Regions from separate parts of the Homo sapiens genome. Here region 2 is linked to region 1. A link is an interaction called in ENCODE POLR2A ChIA-PET data of the cell type or tissue named here. Cell type or tissue: IMR-90. All regions are shown on one strand.

What was found. ChIA-PET counts read pairs that join two places held together with the same protein. Peaks named below come from ENCODE experiments on the same cell type or tissue, not always from the same donor. Only the 100,000 strongest peaks of a DNase experiment are listed, where the experiment ranks them.
Region 2: POLR2A ChIA-PET joins it to region 1 with 16 read pairs; 1 of 35 experiments calls an interaction of 5 or more read pairs at or near these places.

What each region holds. Positions count from the first base shown.
Region 1 is chr3:127,787,104-127,795,103 of GRCh38, forward strand. The region is part of intron 2 of MGLL (monoglyceride lipase); the gene reads right to left. Among named protein-coding and RNA genes, the nearest start is that of MGLL, 31 kb to the right of the region's middle. RefSeq lists enhancers at 3,269-3,872, 3,873-4,475, 4,401-4,500. In IMR-90, a CTCF peak has its summit at 4,198; DNase peaks (open chromatin) are centred at 4,308, 4,558 and 5,968; H3K27ac peaks cover 3,576 bases.
Region 2 is chr3:129,555,939-129,563,938 of GRCh38, forward strand. It overlaps PLXND1 (plexin D1), which reads right to left. Exons shown (of 36, transcript NM_015103.3): 26 at 7,156-7,302; 27 at 6,849-7,005; 28 at 5,862-5,965; 29 at 5,708-5,771; 30 at 4,751-4,785; 31 at 4,392-4,496; 32 at 3,682-3,845; 33 at 2,490-2,637; 34 at 1,145-1,285; 35 at 679-753; 36 at 1-490. The coding sequence ends at 374. Among named protein-coding and RNA genes, the nearest start is that of H1-8, 17 kb to the left of the region's middle. RefSeq lists enhancers at 2,373-3,262, 2,828-3,122. In IMR-90, no CTCF peak of the experiment used is centred here; DNase peaks (open chromatin) are centred at 3,033 and 5,483; H3K4me3 peaks cover 642 bases; H3K27ac peaks cover 4,313 bases.

The DNA of each region.
Region 1 (8,000 bases):
CTCTGCCTCACCCGCCTCCTGCATGAGGAGGAGGATTCAGGGCCAGGGACAACTCACATTCTCATGGTCACTGCCAGCCCCCTGGGCAAGACGCCTGCAATACACCAGCAGCCACTGCTGCCTTGAAAGGCAGAGACCAGAGCTGAGATGAAAGGGGTTCACCTCCACTGAAGGGGCCGGCCTGTTCTGGCCAGACTCTGGACTTGGCTGGACTTGCTGGCCCCCTGACTGCTCATCCACAGAGTGGAGATGACAGTGCCTCCCTAGGAGGCTGCCAAGAGAATTAAACGGACAGTCCCCTAGAGCACGTGGAACGGCTGGCAGAGGGGAAAACGCTAGCCTCCTTCCTGCCTGCCCTTGTCGAAGCAATGCCAGGCTCCCTTAAAGGAAGAACGGAATGCCCAGCTGAAGGAACGTTCCGTTCATTTTCTTAGGAAAATGAATATTTTGTTAGAGGAAATGTATGGTCAGAGGGATACAGTGTTTGTTCCTACCACTAGGCAGGTGGGGATGCCACCAGTCCTGGGTGAGGGGAGCCTCGGGGACACTAGTCCCACACCCCTGAGGGTGTCCTCGCTGGAGGGGTGGGAGCATCGCCTGCCGCTCCAGGCAGTGCCTGCTCTTGGTTCTTGCTTATTCCAGAGCATCCCACTCATTCGACTGGATCCCTCACTTCATCCTCCACTTCTACCAAACTCCGTCCTGCCAAATTTTATGACTTTAACAAATTTGACCGGCACGTCTGCCGTCCGGGCTGCGTGTGGGCTTGTGAGAGTGCGTTGGATCCCTTTCCAGTAACTAAGGCAGGAGAGCATGATGGCTCTGTGGAAGCCCAGATCTAACTTGTCCTTCCTCTTGGAGTTCCAGGGGGCTTTGGTTCCTCTCTGTCTCTGGCAGGGCTCCTGCAGCGACAGTGCACGGGAGACAGAAATAGAACAGAGCCAGTGAAGGAGCTAAAATCTCAGAGGAAACTAGAAATAGACTTCTCCTTTGTATAATAAAACAGATCAATAACGCCTGCCTCCCAGGGAGGGCCTTTGAGAGGACTGATTGAGAGAATTTATGGAAAATCACCAGCATGCTGCCTGGTACAGAGTTAGGCATTAAATAACATCCAGGGCTGACAGCTGACACCTTGGCCAGATACAGGTCTAAGTGTGTTATTACATATCAACTCATTTAACCCTCACAGCACCCCCATGATGTGGGTACTGTTATTACCCCATTTTACTGATGAGAAAAGTGAGGTCCGCAGGTTGGATAGCTTGCCTGAGGTCACACAACTAGTAGGTTTTGAGCCCAGCAGAATTTTAACTCAGCCAGGCTGGCTGGTAAGTCTGCCTTCTTGACCACTGTAATTAAATAATAAGACAACACCACGTAATGGTCAGGTCATGCCCCAAAAGCCCCTCACCCTGACCAGCTTATCCTCTCTCTGGTCACCTGTCCCGGCACCCCTACCCTACCCTGTACTGCAACCACAGGGAAAGACGTGTGGTTCCTCCACACCCCCTCTGTCTATGACCCCATGATTGGGCAGAGGCCTGCTCTTGCCCTCTGCGCACTCCGCAGTCCTTCCACGCTTCCCCAACACTGAGGTAGGCGCACCCTCCTGGGGCCCTGCATTACTCTGTTCATGGCTCTTATCCAGAGTTCATCATCAGGGCGTGTAGGCCCTGTGTTCTTTGAGAAGAGATCATGTTTTATTCATTCATCCTGGTGTCCTGTCCCTAGCAGCCGGCACTGCCTCTGCTCCATGAACACTGAATGAATGAATGAATGAAATGCATCAGAGATAGGAGAGACAACTGTGGGCTGGAACAGTCATGAAGCATTCCCGGAGGCCTACAGACCACTCCCGCAGTGCCCAGTAGTTTTGAAAGCACTCAATGCCCCAGGTTAAATCCCTTTGCTTTGCCTGGCTAGAGAGGCTTCTTGTGCTTGCAGCTGAACCTGGTTATCCAAACGCTCCACTGGAGAGGTGGGAACTCTCTTGGGCTCAAAAGGGGTGGGGGGATGTGCAAAGGGCATTAAAGGTGGGGCAGGAGGGGGTGGAATGCCAAGGGACACAAGGCCCTGAGGCATGTGGTGGCCAGGAGGAGCTGGGTATGAGTGTGAGCAAAGCCCAGCCATGGTGGGAGGAGCTGCTGTGGATCATCCCCTGTGGGCTCAGCTTCAGGAGCCCTGGGCTAGGATGTGAAAAGGCCCGGGACCCATCTACGGCTGGAAGGAAAATTTGAGATTTGGGAACACAATGGGAATTAGACTCATCATCCCTGACACCCAACCCAATCTTAGCTTATTTTTAAAAGGCATATTTTGGGGCGGGTGAGATGGCTCACGCCTATAATCCCAGCATTTTGGGAGGCCAAAGTAGGGGAAGACTGCTTGAGGCCAGGAGTTTGAGACCAGCCTGGGCAACATGGTGAGACCCCATCTCTACAAAAACATTTTAAAAATTAGCAGGGTGTGGTGGTGCAGCTACTTGGAAGGCTGAGGTGGGAGGATCACTTGAGCCCGGGAGGTGGAGGCTACAGTGAGTCATGATCACGCCACTGCACTCCACTCCACTCTGGGTGGCAGAGCAAGACCCTGTCTCAAAAAGAAAGAAAGAAAGGAAAGAAAGGAAAGGAAAGAAGGAAAGAAAGAAAGAAAAGAAAGAAAGAGGCAGACCTTTAATAGAGGCATTTTCCAAGAAGAAAACAAAATTATAACCATAATAAAACAAAGTCACAGCACAGGTAAGCATTCTTTGATCTAATACTCCTTTCAGAATGGGCACAACTCAGACCCAGAACAACTTTGCATCCAGCATATTTTAGCACAAATGCTGCCACCCACCTCCAAGCTATGTATTTTTTTATTATCATAAAACACTACAAATCAGAAGCCCTTGGTTACGCCAAGGTGGGTAAAGTGACAATCACCCTGATTAGTAGTAAGTGTGCTCGCTGATTAAAAAGCAGTATCCTGTGGGCTGGGGCCCTGGAATCTGATTCTTTGGACTTGAATCCTGGATCTGCCCCTGACTGGCTGCAGGCCTAGGTGACAAGTGACTCAATCACTCTATGTCTCAGTTTCCTCATCTGTGAAGTGGGTACTAATGGTAGCACACACCTCCCAGAGGCTCCGTGATGATTACATTGGTAATGAGTGAAACACGAGCCCAGCGTGCATCGGAGCACTCAACCCACATGAGCTAACATTGTCGTCTCCCCAGGTGTGATCTCAGCATTACGTAACATTCTAAGCCATTTGACAGATTAGGAATTGGGCATGGAGCTGTTAAGAATTTAGCTAAAAATGCACACATGCCAAGCTTGGAGGGAGAGAGATCTGATTTGAAGACCTTTCTTAACCAGTACACTACATTGCCTGTCGTGGACGATTTACTCCCACTGTGACCTCATGGCAGCAGGAGATGAGATGGAGGGAGGGGGATAGATTGGACAATCCTGAAATAAAGGCACTGTTAGTCCTTCCTTTCTTCCTTCCTTCGTCCGTAAGGAACACTAAGCGTATTTTGTGAAGCCACTTCAGAATCCTGAGTTGAATGAGACCCGGTCCACTGCCCTTACGGAAGTCGCATGGGAAACAATTTCCCTGACTCCCTATTTTCCCGTTAGCACAGCCTGACTCCAGCCTGCCCCGCAGCCTCTTGCCTCCCCCACACCAGAATGCCTGGATTTCTAGCTCAGTTCTCCTACTGAAGTCCAGCCAGCCTGCCCACTTCCTGGGGGACCCTAGTCTAGGAGCCTGATCCTTCTTCCGCTCACACTGACAGATCCCACGAGTTCCCCCGTGGGCTGGTGTGTGAACTTGCTCTGATGGCAACCCCAGGGGGTAGCCGGCCCCAGTGCGGTGAGGCCCAGTCCTCCATGTCACCCAGTCTTCCATGCCACCCGTACCACTGAGACTGCAGCTGAGGTTGTGCTGTGCCTGCCCAAAGTGCATGCTTAGTTAGGGTATGGCCGGCCCAGCGTCTGAGGAGGCTTCCTCTTCCTTTGGTGCAAATGCCCTGCTGAAATAAGTGCTCCCAGAAATAGAAGAAAACTGCAGAGCCTGACTCCCAAATTCCCTGTGTGAGGAGCTTTACCTTTCAGTATGAGCTTTCTTCAGATCATTGAAAGATCAGAGTCCTAAAGGAGCCTGAAAGCTCCTCCCGCACACCTCTCTGTCCCAGGCACTAGAGGGCCACCCCGCCTCCTCTCTCCCTCCTTTCTTTCTCACTTCTTGTTTGTCTTTGAGCCATCCTGCTTCAAAGCTCTCTGAGAAGCATCTGCAGCCTCCAGGCTAACCACAGTTCAGCTCACATTTCATGTCCTGATGATTCTACATGGTTGCAGTTGATTATGTTTTGTTTATATTGGGAGTATCTGTGCATCTCTAAGATCCCCCTACCCCGACCCCTACCCCGAAAGGGAAGGAATGCTTATTGAGCTAAGTGCTTTACATATGTCATGCTGTGGACTGAACTCCATAATTATATCATCTCCAGCCTCCTCCCAAAACTGTGAAACAGGACACTCAAATATTAACATGGGCTGTTTATCTCAGTTTTAAACTCTTGAGGCCCGGAGTTCCTTCCTTGCCTTTTATGGAAATTCCTTGAACTGCATCGGCTCCATTTGTGTTTGTTCTGCCCTCAAGGCAAGAGGAGCATGAGTCCTTTAACATGCAGCATCTGTTGGGAGTAGTGACTTAAACCTGTAATCCCAGCACTTTGGGAGGCCGAGGTAGGGGGATCACCTGAGGTCAGGAGTTCGAGACCAACCTGACCAACATGGTGAAACCCCGTCTCTACTAAAATACAAAACAGCCGGGCATGGTGATGAGTGCTTGTAGTCTCAGCTATTCGGGAGGCTGAGAAAGGAGAATTGCTTGAACCCAGTAGGCAGAGGTTGCAGTGAACCAAGATGGCACCACTGCACTCCAGCCTGGGCGACAGAGCGAGACTCTGTCTCAAAAAACAAACGAACAAACATGCAGCATCCCGGCCCCCAGAGGCCACTCACTAAGTTCAAATCTATATGTCTAGGTCCTTCTCTCTAGAAATTTACATCTATCAATCTGGCTTTCAGATACTTGTGTTATATCAACCCATCCACGTTTTTTTCTTGCCCAGACCAAGACTACAGCCAAAAGTCCATTGCTGTGGTCCACACATGCATCTCTAAGATCTGAGGGACAGGGGTTCGAGAAAGGCTGGAGTAATGGCAAAGGGATTGCTGTGTGATGAACCCTGCCTTGTTATTTGAGAAAGTCACTCACAGCCTCAAGTGCCTCAGTTGGAAAACAGGAATAATAATCCCTGCCTTGGCAGGTCGCAGTGGCTCCCGCTTGTAATTCTAGCACTTTGGGAGGCCAAGGAGGTCAGATCATGAGGTCAAGAAATCGAGACCATCCTGGCTAACATGGTGAAACCCCGTTCTCTACTAAAAATACAAAAATTAGCTGGGTGTTGTGGCACACGCCTGTAGTCCCAGCTGCTCAGGAGGCTGAGGCAGGAGAATCACTTGAACCCGGGAGGCGGAGGTTGCGATGAGACGAGATCGCGCCATTGCACTCCAGCCTAGTGACAGAGCGAGACTCTGTCTCAAAAGAAAAAAAAAAAATCCCTGCCTTGCAGAAGTGCTTTGAAGATGAAAAGCTGCCGGTAGGTACCAGTTCACTTCTCTAGGCTGCCTCTCCTGCGTGTGCATGTTAGGGTTTCCTCAGTCAAGCCACTGGAGAACATGCAAAGCTATGCGGGCCCTTGGGAAGACTGCTCCAGACAGCCTCTTTACACACATGGCAGGTTTTCTGGCCCGTGTTTTGCTTTTTAACACATCTGGTTCCCATGAAGCAGGCACATCTGGGCAGAAACTGAAGGGTTCCAATCCCACCCAGGGGTCATGACTCAAAATATTTTTTCTTGGGAGCAATGATGTTGATTGTCAGCCTACCTAAGTCTGAAGGAATTCTCCATTCCTCCTTGGCTGTGAGCCAGATGGAACCCTTCCCAGCTCCAACATGCGAACCACAGTGGCTCCACCAGAGAAATAAAGCAATCGGAGTCGACCAGGCACGTGGCAGAATGGCAGCCGCCCTGGCCCTTGGCTGGCTCAGCAGCTCCCAGGCCACATTCGGGTCTCACTCTGTAACTTGCATGAGTCTAGGGAGAGGCAGGGAAGGGCCTGGCTTGGCAGAATTGCTAAAACTGCAGGTTAAAAATCCCCAATTGGCATAAATCCTAATAAGGGAAAACATTAGAAAAATAGGTTGTGTGTGAATATAACTTATTTTAAGAATGATAACAGTAACATATTTTGAGAGCCTATGGGCCAGGCACCGGGCTAAGGGCTCTCTATTCACAATCTCCTTCCCCATAATTAGAGAAGCTCTAGATCCCACGGAATCTTTTCAGATGTCAGTTTCTTCCCCTCTGCATAAGTGGGTCTTATTTTATAGATGCCAAGTCTTCTTCATTTTTTTTGAGACGAAGTCTTGCTCTTGTCCCCCAGGCTGGAGTGTGATGGTGCAATCTCGGCTCACTGCAACCTCCGCCTCCCGGGTTGAAGTGATTGTCCTGCCTCAGCCTCCTAAGTAGCTGGGATTACAGGTGCCTGCCACCACGCCCAGCTAATTTTTGTATTTTTAGTACAGACGGGGTTTCACCATGTTGGCCAGGCTGGTCTCAACCTCCTGACCTCAGGTGACCCACCTGCCTTGGCCTCCCAAAGTGCTGGGATTACAGGCGTGAGCCACTGCGCCTGGCCAAGTCTTCTTGAAGTGTGTTGGAAGTTACTGGAAATTTTCTAAATATCTTGAAGTAAGACTGTCTTCTATGATGTAAGACTATCTTCTGACTTAAGACTATCGTCTATGATGTTAGACTATCTTCTATGAAGTCCGGCTGTCTTCTGTGATATAAGGCTGTCTTCTGGCCAGGTTTGATGGGTTATGCCTGTAATCCCAGCCCTCCAGGAGGCCGAGGTGGGCAGATCACTTGAGGCCAGTAGTTCGAGACCAGGCTGGCCAACATGGCGAAACCCCATCTCTACCAAAAATACAAAAATTAGCTGGGCGTGGTGGCTTGTGTCTATACTCCCAGCTACTTAGGAGGCTGAGGCGAGAGAATTGCTTAAGGTCAGGAGCTCCAGACCAGCCTGGCCAACATGGTGCAACCCTTTCTCTACTAAAAATACATAAATTAGCTGGGCATGGTGGCATGCTCCTGTAATCCCAGCTACTAAGGAGGCTGAGGCAGGAGAAAAAAAAAAACTGTCTTCTATGAAGTAAGACTATCCTCTATTATGATGCCAAACTGTCTTCTATGATGTGAAACTGTCTTCTATGATGTAAGGATGTCTTATATGATGTAAGGCTGTCTTCTATGACATCAGACTGTCTTCTATGATGTAAGGCTGTCTTCTATGATGTAAGACTGTCTTCTGTGATGTAAGGCTGTCTTCTGTGATGTAAGGCTGTCTTCTGTGATGTCAGACCGTCTTCTGTGATGTAAGGCTATCTTCTGTGATGTCAGGCTGTCTTCTATGATGTCAAACTGTCTTCCATGATGTCAAACTATCTTCCACGATGTGGAACTTTCTTCTATGATGTAAGACTATCTTCTATGATGTAAGACTCTCTTCTCTGATGTAAGACTGTCTTTTATGATGTAACACTGTCTTCTATGATGTAAGACTCTCTTCTATGAGTCTTATGTAGGCCTCCTCCTCAGGATACCCCCCTCCTTTGGGCTGCAGAGTCTTTCAGATTTCTGTTGAGTTTTTATCTTTTGCTCGTCCTTTTGGAAGAAAGTTAATGTGTGTCTAGTATTAGAAACTGAGGTAGTTAAGCCACTGTGAAAAGCAGTTTGGAGATTTCTCAAAGAACTGCAAACAGAACTGCCACTCAACTCAGCAATCCCATTACTGGGTATATACCCAAAGGAAAATACATCATTCTACCAAAAAGACACCTCCACTCGTATGTTCATCACAGCAATATTCATGATA
Region 2 (8,000 bases), 1.8 Mb after region 1:
GCGGCCTCCTCTCCCCCAGTTTGTGCTTGGCCGCCTGGATGCACGGGGCTCTTGGCAGCAGGACCAACTGGACGTTGTGGAGCAAGTGGGTGGGCACAGTGCAGGCCGTGCTGGGCAGATGGGGGAGCCTGACCAGCTCTCTGGCCTCCATCCCAGAGACTGATCTGGGGACAGGTGGGAGGGGATGGAGGTGCCCAGGGGTCAAGGCGGGGGCGCCCCTGTCTCAGAGAGCAGCCCCTCCTCCTGCCCCCGCCCCAGCCGTCTCTGCTCAGTATTTCCCAGTCTGAGTCACAGGCACGGGGTAGAAGATCAAGTTGAGGCCCAGTGGGCGTCCATTTCTCCCAGCAGCAGCCTGACCAACTCTCCATGTGTCTCAGGCCTCACTGTAGCACTCGTAGATGTTGTCCTCCATCAAAGCCACCACCTGCTCAAACTTGTGCTGCAGTTGTGTCCTCCGGGCCGTGGGGTTGGCCTCCAGCGCGGCCATGATCTGAGGGGAGCAGCGGAGTCAGCCGGGCCATGGCCGGTAGCCCTGCCTCAGTTCGTGGGAGAGAACACACCCCTGAACGTCTACCACGAGTGACATCCGTCCATTAGGGGCAAGCACCCTGAGATGTGTGTCCTTGAGTAGGAAGCTCACCTACCCCGAGGGCAGGTGCCTCACCCTGGGGCACTCACCTGCGGCCGATACCTCTTGGCGTACTTATAAATCTCTGCCATGGCCACATTGGTGTTGAACTCATTCTGGTATTTCTATAAGGAGGCAGGATGGGGAGGAGGTTAGCCCAGCGGTCAAAGCTGAGCCTAGTCCCAGCAAAGCCAGCTGCTTGCACACAATCCCCAACTCCCCACGGCCCCCACAGAACAGTTCAGCGATGAGGCCCCTCAAGTCCCATGGACGAAGACGGCTTCCCGGACCCTGAAGTCCAATCTCCTCTCCATCCAGAGGGTGCTCTCCTGCCCCCGCTCCTCAAACTCTGGGAAAATGCATGACGAATTTGCAGGCCAGCAAGAGGCCACAGCCACTTCTGAAATGCCCTCTGCGCTCCCTGCCCTTACTCCAGTGGAGGCATTGAGGCCCAGCCCCCGACCCCCGATCCCTCAGCTCTTCAGGCCCCCATCCCCCGCCGCCGAGCCACCGCACCCTCGACTCCTCGGCCAGATGGGCATTCATCTCTTGCTCGCTGAGCGGCGTCATGTCCTGGATCTGCTTGTAGTAGCGCTGCACGATCTTCCGGTACTCAGGAATCTCCTTGGCGTAGAGGAGCTTGTTGGTTGGCGAATCCTGGGCAGAGAAGAGCGAGGGTGTTAGATGGCTGCTGGAGAAAGGACGGATCTGGTCGTTTTCTGGATGAGCCCTCATCCCTCCTGCCACATAAGTGACCTTAGCAGGCCCCCGAGGCCCAAAGAGTCTCACCCGGTCACTGAACGTCCCCGCACTCAGCCGGCCCCAGACCAGGGGCTCCTCACTGTGCTCTGTCTGCCCCGCCTACTTTCCCCAGGACTGTTAGGACAATGATGTGGGTGGGGAGGGGCCCTACTTCTTTCAGGGGAAAAGTGCACGGGCATGCCAGCTCTTCACTGCACGCAGCCCATTCCACGTAACAAGGATGTGTCCTTCTCAGGGTGATAGGTCTTGGTGGCTAGGATTCCTGGAAGCCTGAGTGCTGGCTCAGTGGAATATTTCCCACCACATGCTCCTAACGCCTGAAAGAAGTGCCAAGAACACTCCCAGTTCTTTGTCAGTCACGGGCACCCTGCCTTCGGAGGCAGTACGTGAGTAGTAGTGGAGCGATGGCATTTTCTCCTTCCCGTGGTCCGTCTCTGAAATGCGTGGGCTAAATGCAGGGTCACACACGACCTGGACCAATCCTGCAGTGCCAGCTTTAATGATACAATCTCATCCCTGCTCACAGCAACCGGCTGCTTTCCTGCCTCCCTGTCTTTGCCTGCGCCGTTCTCTCTGCCTGGAAGGCCATCCTCTTTCATCTTCAACCTCTAAAGCCAGACACAGCCTTGTGTGCCCCCAACACACCGCATGAATCTCAGAGCTCCTAGCCACCCATCACCCCTCTGCCCACCCCTTCACTGAATGCTCGCTTGAATGGCTTTTGACTTTCAGGGGCTACTGCCCAGAGCCTGGCCCGGTTTTCAGATGATGTTGTGCCTGACCAAGCAGGTTGTCCAAGCTCATACTGGCTTTCCCACACCGGGTTCTCAGGCCTGTGTTCAAAGCCAGTGCCAGGCACAGCTGCAGCATGTGCAGTTGGTCTGCAGCGATACAGAGTTTCTGATGGAAGGTACTGGCTTCTAGGTGTCTCCCTGTCTGAATGAGTCACTCATCCCACATCCCCTAGACCTGAGATCTTTTGGTTCCCCTCCCAGGAAGATCTCTGAGCTCAGCCTCAGAGAGTCGAGGAGGCTACCCATGGTCGGCACCCCACTCTGGCCCTGTGCATGGGCCTGGCCTGGTCCTGGGAACAGCTGACCTTGCCCAGCTGCAGGTCAGAGATGGAGCAGGCGTCGATGAAGGCCTGCGCGATGACTGAAAGGCAGGCGTCGATGTGGTCTGTCTTGTCGATGTCAAAGACAAACTGGGGGTTCTTCAGGATGTTCACCCAGAACCGGAGAGGAAGGCTGTGGGGTAGGGTGACAAAGACAGTGAGGGTAGGGTGGGGTAGGAAGCAGTCGAGGGACAGTTGTGGAGGAGAGAGCTGGCTTTGTCCCTCAAGGGCCTGAGGTTGGAGCCTTGTCACAAGATGTGACCTTTGGGAACCTTAGTTTGCCTATCCCTGGCCAGCTGGGGTGCAGTGGGGCTGAGAGCCCGGTTTCCTGCTGGAGCAAGGCAGGAGCTACAGGGCTTAGCTGTACCCCCCAACCCCCTCCTGAGCCTCCAGTCAGGTCCTGGTTCTCATTAGAACCAGGTGCCGGCCCCCGGGCACCCCTGGCTCCTCCCTGAACCCTTGCAGGCAGCAGGAAGTCCGACATTAGCAGAGCAGCTGTGGCAGGGCTGTGGGGGGCAGGGCCTGGAGCTCTGGCCTTGTCCTCAAGAGGCCAGAGAGGGTGAGCAACACCCCCACCCCCACCTCAGGCCACCCAGTGACTCAGCAGCCTGGGCATGTGTACCCCCAGAGCTCTAGGAAGCTGCTGCCCTGCACAGAGGCGCCTGGGCTGGTGGTATTCTTCCTGAGGGTCAGGCTGGGTTTCCAGCAACTTCTTGTGGGGGTGCATGACCCCGACAAGCTAAGAGGTGCCTCAAAGGAGGGCTACCAACTGGGTAAGAGATTCAGATAATGTAGGGCCGAGCCTGGCTCTACTGTCCCAGGCTGTGTGGTCTTGAGCAGGTGCTGCTTCTCCGAGCCTCAGTGTGCTTATCTGTGAAGTGGAGCTGATGGTGCCCACCTGAGAGGGGTGCGGGAGAATGATAGTAAGGGCAACACCTAGACCATGCTTCTGGGCACTCTTCTAGTTAATTCCCACCATTAACATGGGTCGCATTTTACAGTGGAGGGGAAACTGAAGCACAGAGAGGCTAAGTCACTCATCCGAGAACACACAGCTGGGAAATGGCAGAGGAGGGCTTGACCCCAAGCAGGCGAGGCCAGAAGACTAGACTCTGAACCCCCTGCCACAGGGGCCCCAGTGGCACAGTGAAGTCCACACGGCCCCCCCACCCGCCACCTGTTGGTCTTCCAGATGTGTAGGGTGTCGGGGTCGGAGATTCCCCTCTTCTCAGCCTGCTCCTCCAGGAAGTCGAAAAAGTACTTGACAGCCAGTGGGGGCTTGTCTTCACGGATACTCAGAATGGCCTTGAACAGGTCATCCAGAAACTTCTGCAACGTGCCCTGCGGGGGAGTGGGGTGGCCGCCGTCAGCCCCGGGCCACGTGCAGAGGGCTAGTGGGCACCCTTGGTGGCTCTGCGGAGCTTGAAATGCCAGGCTGCTGAATGAGGAAGCCACATGGCATCAGGCTGGTCACCGAGCCTCTCTGGCTCACTTGCCTCCCAGAGGCGTTGAAAGGACTAATCGAGGCACTGGCACATGGAGTCGAGAACTGGAAGTGCCAGAGTATGGGCTGTGGGGTGCCGGCGCTGCCACTGAGCCACGTGGCCTTGGGGACATCACTGATCCCTCTGGGCCTCTGCTGTACCCTGTTACGTGGGCTAACATAGAAGTCTCTGTCAGGCATTTTTCCTGGCTGTGAGAAATGCCTCCTCAAGTGGGACCCTAAGCCTTCAGCCTCTTGCCCCTCCAGCCCCACAGGGGAAACAGGAAGAACTCACACCCCTCTCCCAGCCGCGGGTGCACAGCTGGCCCTGAGCAATGACCCTCTGGAGCTGGGGCTGGAGCCTTGTACCCACTGCACAGAGGGGAGACTGAGGCCGGACTCACCTTGGTGGAGAGCAGGCGGGTCAGGTAGATTTCCGGGAGCACCTTCTTGCGATGGCTCTGCCGGTGAGACTTCTTGGGCTCCGCCAGCTCGTCCGTAGGCAGCACCTGGGAGGCCGGGCAGTGGTCAGTGTCCGCACCAGGCCCCATCCTCGGCCGCCTGTGGGAGGTCTGGCTCTGCCATGCTTCTTAGCACACAAGGGCTGTGGTTCCCTCCTGATTCTGGGCCCCATCCCTACTCCCCCACCCCCCAGCCTTTCGCAGGGCTGGGAGCACTTTTCCCAAGAGGCCCAGGGCCACAGAAAGCCAAGGCCACACCCACTGAGGGGCTGGATCCCCCGGGGCCGAGGTTGGGCACTCACCAAATGGAAATACTTCTCTGTGTCCAAGTCTTTCACTGTGAGAGGAAAAACACAATAAATAAACACGGGAGAGGAGAGGAGAGAAACAGAAATGAAGACAGAAAGATGGAGTGAGAAACAGAAACAAGACAGAAAGATGGGGAGAGAAACAGAAGCAGAGACAGAAAGATGGAGAGAGAAACAGAAACGGAGACAGAGATCCAAAGAGACAGTCAGAGAGAATGAGACAGAGATGCAGAGACGCATGGGGAGACTGAGTCTGGGAGAGACGGAGAGAGAGATAAGTGAGATCCAGAGACACACAGCGAGCGAGACAGAGTGAGGCAGAGAGAGAAAGACACACACACAGTGACCCGGGATGGAGGGACTTGGAAGGAGGGACAGCGGTGGAGAGAAACAGGAAGATGCAGCCACGGGGGAGGAGGGGCCCCAGGCAGGCGGGGGTGGGTGCCTTTGCCCACCCCACCCCTGAGCCCAGAGCTCCTGCCAGCCCAGATTCCCAGGCTGCTGGGAGAGACTGAGACTCTGCTCTCAACCTTAGAAGGGGACCCCGAGACCCAGAGGATCCCGGGCTCGCAGGCCTGGCAGCCAGGAGGCTGTGCCTGGGGCGTCTGAGGGTGTGGAGGGGGCACTTGAGGCAGGGACATGGCCCAAGGCTGAGACGGGCATGCTGGCCCCCCTTCTGGCCTGGCTGCTGCCCAGACCTCCTGGAACTGCATCCCGCCCTCCCGGGGCCTCTCTCCAGCTGCCGCAGGAAATCAGCTTGAGGAGGCCTGGTGTGGGCCCTGCCCCAGCAGTACTGGGTCAGAGGAGGCTGGCCCCGCCCAGCCCCCACCAAGGAGGCCTCAGCCCAGGCCAGCCCTGCCTCTCGGAGCCTCAGCTTCCCCACTGGGGCATGGGATGGAAGCCCCTGTCCACACGCAGCCTGGGCTCCCTTCCCACGTGCACCCGCACTACCTCGGCCCAGTGTGTTGTCCTTCTTGTCTATGAGACTCATGGCCAGGGAGGCACCTTCAGGGATCTGATGGGAGGGGAGAGGCCGAGGTCAGAGGCCGGAGGTTGGGGTGGGGGCATGAGGGTGGGGAAATGGGGGCGGGGGGCAGGGCTGCACCTTGTAATGGGCCAGCGTGTTAAGCTTCTTGCGGCCGTCTTCCACCACTGAGGTGTCGTCCAGGTCCCGAAGGATGTAGCTCTGTGTGCTGGAGGCGAACCACTCTGGGGGACAAGGGACAGGCCATCAGGGTCCGGGCAGGGAGCTGGGCCTGAGGGGTAGGTACCGGCCCAGCCACATAGGGAGAGGCCTCTCGCTCTCTCCATGTAAACTGAGGCAAGCCATACCTCTCTCTGAGCCTCCATTTTCCCATCTGTAAAATGGGGAGGGCAGGAAAGAGCTGGGGGAGAGTGTGAGGGTACAAAGAGAAGGTGCCAGGGTGGAGGGCACAGAGGAGGAGCTCTGGAAATGGCCTTGTCTGCAAGGCTGTTCATGTTACAATTGCTGATGAAACCCTTGGCCTAACCAAGACTCCTATAAAACCCACTCCAGGCCCCGCGCGGTGGCTCACACCTGTAATCCCAGCACTTTGGGAGGATGAGGCAGGAGGATCGCTTGAGCCCAGGAGTTCAAGACCAGCCTGGGCAGCACAGCATGACACTATCTTTACAAAAAGTAAAATTAGCTGGATGTGGTGGTGCACTCCTGTAGTCCCAGCTACTCAGGAGGCTGAAATGAGGGGATCACTTGAGCCCAGGAGGTCGAGGCTGCAGTGAGCTGAGATTGCGCCACTGCACTCCAGCCTGGGTGACAGAATGAGATCCCGTCTCAAAAACAAACAAACAAACCAACCCTACTCCAGCATCCCTCCTTTAGGAATTAGGAAGCCTTTCCTGAAGGCTTTTTGCTGTTGTCCGTAGTTCACTCACACTGCAGGACTTGTCTCCTACAGAGTAAGAGCTTCTTGCTGAGGGGGCCTCATTGGATCCTCTCAGTGTCCCCACATTCATGCACCCATGCCAGGTGAAAGGAGTGTTTCCCGTCAAGGCAGGGGCCAGCCCCGGCTGAAGCGCCTGACACGGGGTCTCTGCCCCCATTCCCACCCACCAAGGTCGACGTCCTCTGCACGCGGCCACTGGGAGTAGGGCACATTCTTGCAGAAGGCCTCCAGGATCTTCTCCTTGACCTGTGTCAGCGTGTCGGTGTCCATGGCCCGCACGCTCAGCGAGTCCATGCCACAGCCCTGGAAGGACACGTTCAGGTTCTGCAGGGGGAGAGTGGGAGAGAAAGGTCAGTGAGTTGCTGCCATCACTATGTCAGTGCCCAGGCAGCAAGGCCCTGCAGAGGAAGGCTGGGTCAATGCCGTTGGCGGCGACACAGCAGCCCTGGGACCCTCCCCGCCCTGCCGACTTACCCGGGGCTTGGCCTCGATGTTCTCCCGCAGCAGCCACTCCTCACTGAGTGTGTAGCGGGCCTTGCCTGTGATGGCGTCGATGGAGCCCTTGTTGATTTGCTGCTTGATGGCACACAGCAGCAGGAAGAATGGCTCCCCCACCGTCTCCTGAGGGGCACGGGGGTATCAGGGCCAAGGCCCCCTCTGTATTCCAGCCCCCATGCTTTGGGCCAAACACCTTCACGCCCCCGTCCCCCAACCCCTCCAACAGTCTCCTTTTGGATCCTGGTGTCAACACTCTCCTCTCCAGGGTGTCTCCACGGACCCTAAGCTCGTGTTCATTAAACACCACCAGCTGTGGGTGGGTGCATTCATTGCATCATCCCGGCAACCCTTCCGGATACGGAGTATCATTCTTACTGTGCAGCCAACAGTGCCGAGGCTCAGAGAGGGCAAGTGACCTGCCCAAGATCACCCAGCTGGGAAGCGGCAGGGCAGGAATCGGACCTGGCTCGGCTGACTCCCAAGCCTGTGACTTTCTACTAAGTGGGGGGCCCCCAAGTGTGAGTTTAGGTGGACCCGAAACACCGATGTGGCCTCGACCCCACTTGCAGGCTGATGACTATGGAGTCTCAGGAGGAATGGGGCTCAATGTCCCTGCTCTTGCCCATCTCCAAGGGTGGCCCTCCAGGCAGTGGCTCTGCTGGACCCACAGCCATGAGCTGATTCTCAAGGCCATTGCCCAGCAAGGGACCCAGGTGTTCCACTGGGATAGTTTTACTTAACTATCCACAAAAATTGATTTAAAGAAAAATTAAGTACATAATAGTATTAGGCAGATTTGGCAAAGATTACGAAGGCAGCCT